Regions from separate parts of the Homo sapiens genome. Here region 2 is linked to region 1. The links are chromatin contacts, found by Hi-C or POLR2A ChIA-PET in ENCODE. All regions are on one chromosome and are shown on one strand. Each heading gives the region's core, a stretch centred on a gene start or an enhancer-like site at or near the end of the contact. The rest is flanking DNA. Distances are from core to core; before and after follow the strand shown.

What was found. Hi-C counts contacts between places; a loop is a spot of excess contacts on that map. ChIA-PET counts read pairs that join two places held with the same protein, here RNA polymerase II (POLR2A). Pooled maps may share reads with other maps.
Region 2: a loop to region 1 is called in a pooled map, with 2.0 times the contacts of the local background. The contact joins two enhancer-like sites. A Hi-C loop is called at or near these places in 1 of 168 maps with a recorded cell type or tissue (endothelial cell of hepatic sinusoid) and 1 of 50 pooled maps. POLR2A ChIA-PET finds 5 or more read pairs at or near these places in 9 of 52 experiments (AG04450, MCF 10A, WTC11 and 4 more).

What each region holds. Positions count from the first base shown.
Region 1 is chr15:40,101,729-40,104,917 of GRCh38, forward strand. It overlaps BMF (Bcl2 modifying factor), which reads right to left. Exons shown (of 5, transcript NM_001003940.2): 4 at 2,452-2,612. Among named protein-coding and RNA genes, the nearest start is that of BMF, 5.6 kb to the right of the region's middle. RefSeq lists enhancers at 1,509-2,073, 2,074-2,639 and a silencer at 3,172-3,189. Within about 2 kb of position 1,668, at least 29 of the 41 ENCODE cell types and tissues checked have a DNase peak (open chromatin) inside an H3K27ac peak, as active enhancers do.
Region 2 is chr15:40,233,048-40,236,415 of GRCh38, forward strand. All of the region lies in intron 1 of BUB1B-PAK6 (BUB1B-PAK6 readthrough), which reads left to right. The region is part of intron 1 of LOC107984763 (a long non-coding RNA gene); the gene reads right to left. Among named protein-coding and RNA genes, the nearest start is that of PAK6, 4.3 kb to the right of the region's middle. Within about 2 kb of position 1,949, at least 5 of the 41 ENCODE cell types and tissues checked have a DNase peak (open chromatin) inside an H3K27ac peak, as active enhancers do.

The DNA.
Region 1 (3,189 bases), core at 418-2,917:
CCTGCAGGATGAGTTCCTGGTGAAGGTCTATAAGTAGGGTCAGTGGGGAGGAGGGGGTTAAAAGCAAGAAGACTCTGGGGAGAACTGTTTAAGGAGAAGACAAAACCCTGGCTCTTTGTACTGGAAAATTTGGGAAAACCAGCTCTTTGAGCTAGAAAAGGCTCACTGGTCAGCCTCCTACCCTTGTAAGTAAGAAGTAGGTAGATGGCAGGAGGGTAGGGGTACAGGAAACCTGGGAGCCAGTGTGGAGTAAGGTGCAAGGCAGAGGAGACTCTCATGCCTTGCACCTCCACTTTCCTTCTCCCCAGCTTGGGTGGCTCTGGCTAAAAGCACAACACCTTGTCTAAAACTAACCTGTGCATGCAAAGAGGCAGCTCTGAACTGGGAGAAGTGATGCCAACCAGCAAAAAGCAGGGCAAGGCAGGCGCAGTGGCTCACGCCTGTAGTCCCAGCACTTTGGGAGGCCGAGGCAGGTGGATCATCTGAGGTCAGGAGTTCGAGACCAGCCTGGCTGACATGGCGAAACCCCGTCTCCACTAAAAGTACAAAAATTAGCCAGGTGTGGTGGTGCGTGCCTATAATCCCAGCTACTCGGGAGGCTGAGGCAGGAGAATCGCTTGAACTGGGGAGGCAGAGGTTGCAGTGAGCCGAGATCATGCCACTGCACTCCAGCCTGGGCGAAAGAGCCAAAAAAAAAAAAAAAAAAAAAAATCAGGGCCAGACCTTGGGATAAGGGCCTCCTCCTCCTCCTGTTCAGGACCAAGTTAGGAGGGCCCCCAGGACTGTATCCTAGTCCTGTGCCAGGGAGGGCTCCCGGCCTATTCCCAAGCCTATAGAGGCTCACCAGTGGATGGGGGAATATTCTGGGGAATAACTGGTGAAAGAGATCAGATTATTGCAAATGAAGCAAGCTGCCTTCCACGGAGCCCGCTAGATGAGTCTAAAAGAGCCACAGCCACTGTGTCCTCCCATCCTCTCCAGTACCAGGACTGGAAGCTGTGAGCTGGGCTCAGCCGTAGGCCTGTACAACCACGGTGGAGTGAATGGGCAGGAAGGAGGCCAAGAAACTGAAAACAAGAATCAGAGTGAGTCCACACATGGACTGAAGGGGAAACTCGAAGCCAAGTTTCCACCAAATAATCAAAGGAGAGAGTAAGAACTGGAGCTTAGATCTATTATCTAAGCATAGGGCCACCCTCCCTTCCTGATCACTAAGGGACTGGGAGGACTTACCAGGCCCAGACCTGGCCCCAAACTGTCCTTAGAACTCCTTGGCAGAGGGCACTAACCATATGTAACCCGCAATGTCCTGTTCTTAGGAAAGCCAAGGTCAATTCCTCTTCCCCTGGCACTGGTAATGGTTTGACCCTTAAGTCAACCTACCAATAGCTCTCCTCCGACCACCTGAAGCTACCCTTCTAACCTCGGAGTCTGCCCAGTCATGGTCAAGCTATTTATTCCCTTGATTTCCTCGCAGTCAGACACACAAACACACATTCAGAGCCAGCTGGGCTGGGGACACAGTCCCAGAAGTACAGAATGTGTTCGCTTCCAGGTGGCATGCCTGTGCTTCAGCTGTGGCTGTACCAGCACGGATGCAGCCTCAGGCTCCTCTCCCAGCCTTGGCAGCCATCCAGAAAGCCAGCCCGAAGAGGAAGGGTTAAGTGCCTGGGGACCCAGCCCAGACAGCGGCTGCTGGAACAGGGAAGGCAGCCTCCAGGCCATGGCACAGAGGGCTCCTCCAGCACGAGCCTGCCAGCCGCCGCCTTTGTTGATGGACTCTGCCACATGCTCGGCTGACACGTGATGCCCCGCCCTGGCGGGGCTGGTGCCAGGCTGCCGGCCAAGCGCCCGGCTGAGCGCCCGGCTGGCCGCCGGTCTGGGGAGCCTCTCCGAGGTACACTCTCCGGAGTCCCAGACCCTGGTTCCCAGACAGAGACAGTGAGGAGCGGCCTCCCCAGCTGGAAAGTGTCAGGTTTCAACCGGTTCCACCACTTTCCCCAACTCAGGCCCCATCCCTTGGCCTGGTTACCCGTTTCCCACTGTACCTTAGCCAGGCACCCCCCAACTGCCCAGTTTCATTGCAGCACCCGGAAAATCTTCCTCTTAGGTCCGTGAGGGGCAACCCCTCAGCCACGGCCATAAGAAGAGACAGGTTGTCAAGCAGAGCTGCAGAAAGCCATCCTATTCCCAGACTGTAGCCTCTCCCGAGAGGGCTCTTATGGAACATGAATTGAGACTGGGCAGTTAACCAATGTGGAGCTCAGAGATGAGGGCAAGATGCTTAGCCAGTTAGGCCCCTCCTGCCCATGGGAACCGCCATAACCAAAACTCTGGGACAATATCCTTGAGGTCTGGCAGAGACAGAGTTGCTGACAAGAGGAGAGAGGCAGGCCCTGGCCCCCAAGCCCCAGCAGACTCAACCCTCCTCCCCTAAACCCCCGTGCCTACTTGCTGCACATGAAGCCGGTGGAACTGGTCTGCAATGCACTGAAGCTTTCGGGCAATCTGTACCTCTGCTTGATGTTGCCACTGCCCTTCGGGGGGCTGCTCCCCAATGGGCAAGACTGCTGGGAAACTGGCAGGGAGAGGAAGCCGATAGCCAGCATTGCCTGCAAAGATAGAGGATCCACATCTCAGCATTCTCCACAACTGCTCCAACCTCCCTACGCCTGCCTGACCTGGCCAAGATTGGAGGCTGAGGGTAAATCCTCATATGAGAAAGGATAGGAGCCAGCCTGCCTCTATTGGAGCACTCTGCCAAGCTTGGACAGCCTGCTGCCCAAGTGCATAAAAGTTGCAGAACAGAAAGAATGGCCCCAGCCTTCTCTTCGCTTCTCCATTCACTGACAGTGCCATGACAAAGGGCAGGTGGTAACGTGTGCAGGCGAACATGCCAGCCTTCCGTCCTTATTTATCAAGCTACCCTTAACCACAGTTGGTTATTCACGTAGTAGCAGGTTGAAGCTCTTCTCTGGAAAAGCACTGGAGGTAGCTCTCCAGTTTCTGGGTTGAGCAAAGTAAGAGGCAGAGCAAGAAAAAATCAAAAAGTGTCTTCACTTTTTTAGTGCAGTAGAGTAAGGCTGGTCTCCCGAAGCTCCTGGGCAGCAGCACAAAAAGAGGGAGAGAAAACTGAGACGCACAGAGCTGCCAAGTTGCTCTCCGGAGACAGCCCCAGGCAAGACCTCT
Region 2 (3,368 bases), core at 699-3,198, 130 kb after region 1:
CTCCTTATCTGTAGAACTTGGGGTAATGATAACTACTTCATGGTGTTTTAAGAATTCCATGGAATCACAGATGGAAAGAGCCTAGATGTACTATGCCTGACTCGTTGGAGACTTCACATAAAAGGGTTTTCAGCTGCTGCCACCCCCATCTTTTAAGTATTTTCACAATTCCATACACCTGTTCCTGGCAAAAAGAATTTCATTCCCTGTTCACTTACTTGAAAACCCCTCTTCTTTTTTTTCGAGAGAGAGGGTCTCACTGTGTTGCCCAGGCTGGAGTGCAATGGCCAAATCTCAGCTCACTGCAGCCTCAACCTCCCACGTAGATGGGACTACAGATGTGCACCACCATGCCTGGCTAATTTTATTTTTTGTGAGACGAGGTCTGTTGCCCAGGCTGGAGTGCAATGGCCAAATCTCAGCTCACTGCAGCCTCAACCTCCCAAGTAGATGGGACTACAGATGTGCACCACCATGCCTGGCTAATTTTATTTTTTGTGAGACGAGGTCTCACTGTTGCCTAGGCTGGTCTCGAATTCCTGGACTCCAGCAATCCTCCCGCCTTGGCCTCCCAAAGTGCCAGGATTAAGGCACGAGCCACCACGCCCAGCCTGAAAACCCGTTTTCCTGAGGGAAAACTGTTCTGGAAGTCAACAGCAGAGTCGCTTGCCAGGGCCACTTCTAATATTGATGAGATTCTGGCCTGTGCTCCCCTCCCTCATATCTTGTGTAGCATTGTGACTAGAGATTGGGTAAAAAGGGAAGACCTTGCCAAATGTTGCCCACCTGCTACCCTCTCCGGCTGTCTGCTGACGTTGGCCACTTGAGTCTCTTGTCACTGACTGTGCCCACCCTTGGCCCCTGCCAGCATCCTCCACACACCTTGCCCACAGGAGGACAGCTGGAGCAGGGCCACAGGGGAGGGCATGCAAGGGACCTATCTGACAAGGCCCTGAAACTTCCTTCCCACTGAGGACCCCAGGACTTGACCTAGTCATCCCCCACTTTGCTGCCAATACTTTGGGAGCAGGCAGATGTCCAGGAAGCGTCTGTTCCTCTGTACCCTCCCTGCCAAGGAAGGAGCTTGAGAAAAATCTCTTGAAGGTAGAGCCCCTGCTTCTGGCCTAGCTCTCCCGGAGGCGCAGGGCTGACGAGTGCCGCCAAGGTAAGACCAGCTCTGGAGTGTGGGATATACAGGCCTTCAGTGGCAACACCTGCTCATTAATCAAGCCCTTCCTTTCCGGAACCTGCCCTGGCTTGGGATGGTGGGAAGGAAGGAGAACAGAATCTGTTCCTCCCTTCCTGGCCCTGCGGTGAGAGGCGCTGACTAGTGTAGGTGGGTGGAGACAGGCCCATCAGAAGGCCTGAGTGAGGCACCCTCTGTACATGCAGCACAAGCGGGTGTGGAGTGTGGGGAAGCATCTAAAGATCTAGAAAAATTTGGCAGCAAAGGAATTTTACCCACACACTGGAGCCCTAGGCTTTGTTTCTAAAAGTTTTTATTATTCTTTAGGAAAACTTGGGAAGCACTAGTTTATGAAAATTTTTAGAACTTCATTGCTACATGGCCTTTCCAAACACATCCCCAGATGGTTTCTTTAAAACCATGCAGTGGGACAAGGTTGATATAAACAGTTGTTCCAGCTGAATCCAACTCACCAAAACGGTGCAGGTGAGGCAAATTACTTTTGAGACTGCAAGTACTGTATATGTCCATTAACAAAAACACAGTAAAAGACTTTAAGAAATTGTAAGGACACTGGCTTGACTGATTCATGCGGCTGCAAATCCCTGGGAGCCAAGATTCAAAGGCAGAAATGTCTGTGGTGACAGCACCACCACTGCCTTTGTCCAAATTACAGATCTGTCACACTCAGAGCTTGCTGCTAGCATGGGGCTGCCGTCGGCAGCAAAGGGAACTTCATGGATCTGTGAGGAGGAACAGCTGAGTTCCTGACTGCCTTTAATTTTCTCTGAGGCTTTGCTGAGTCACCTAATCTCTTGGGGCTGTGGTTTTCTCACCTGTAGAAGGAGGGACAGGGCTGATATCCCTAGAGTGCCTTTCAGCTCTGGGATTCACGCATTCTAAGGAGGGTGGCTAGAGCACAGAACCTCTAAAGATGTTCATTCATTCCTTCAACAAAGTTTACATGAGCACCTGCCATGTGCTAAGCACCAGGGCCGACCACTGGCCCAAAAACACAGGCATCTGCTGGCCTGCCCACTGCAGCAGCAGCCATACCTTTGCAGGCCGGTGGAGCCCCCCTTTCTACAGCCTGTGGAAAAAATGGTTCTAAATTTGCAGATCCTCTCATCAAATCAGGAAGTCAAGAAACATGATAGAATAGAGGAACTGGTCTCAGTTTGCACAGGCCATCAGTTTCACAAGACAGGAATCGAATATCAACAGTGGCTGATTATCACACTCAGGAATTGAAAATAATTAGAAAAAGAGGCAAAGATGCTGTGGCAATCATTGGCTGGTCCCCTTTGGTCTCCAGCACCCATTCCCCTTTGGTTTAGTAACAGCACCCTAACTTTCCTCCCTATATCGTGTGATAACAGAAGCACTCTCTCCAGGATACCCTCCCTGAGAGACAGGCATATGACCTGAGCCAGCCAATCAGACTCCTTCCCTGCAAGGATGCACTAGGTGGACAGCATGGTGGGAGCATCTCTCATCCAGGCAGGGGTGATCTGTGGGACTGCAGTCAGTCCTGTTGCTTAGAGACCCCAGGACTGCCATAGCTTCTGTCCTGGACTTGATTCTCCAGGCTAACAGAGAACCTGACTGATGCAGATTCAGGAGAGCTGGTTTGTTTAGTTCTCAGTTCCTTTCATGAAATGGCTATTATCTCTGCTAGCTACTATAGCAGAAATCTGGAAAACATGATTTTTCTTGATTTATGAAATTGTTGATGTTTCTTCAGGAATTTCCGCCTGCTTCTCATAAACTGGCAGAAACTTAGAAATGTTACATTTCTTAAAGAGAGTCATTGTAATTATTATCTGAATAAGATGATAGTGTTTTGAATTTAACGTAATAAACTCTATCTCCTGCCTTAGTGCCTTCACATCTTCATGTTGCCCCTCCCTCTAACAACATTTCTGAAAATTTGAAAGACATGAAGGAAGAAAAAGTGTTTTCCATATCCCCACATTGCCTTAAAGTGGACTTTGCAGAGGAAAATGTTCAAATATACAAGTTTTAGGTACTCTTCATAGCTCTTGGTTTTCTATTATTAGGGTTTGTTTGTTTGTTTGTTTGTTTGTTTTGAGACTGAGTCTCGCTCTGTTGCCCAGGCTGGAATGCAATGGCACAGTCTGCTCACTGCAATCTCCACCTCCCGGGTTCGAGCAATTCTCCG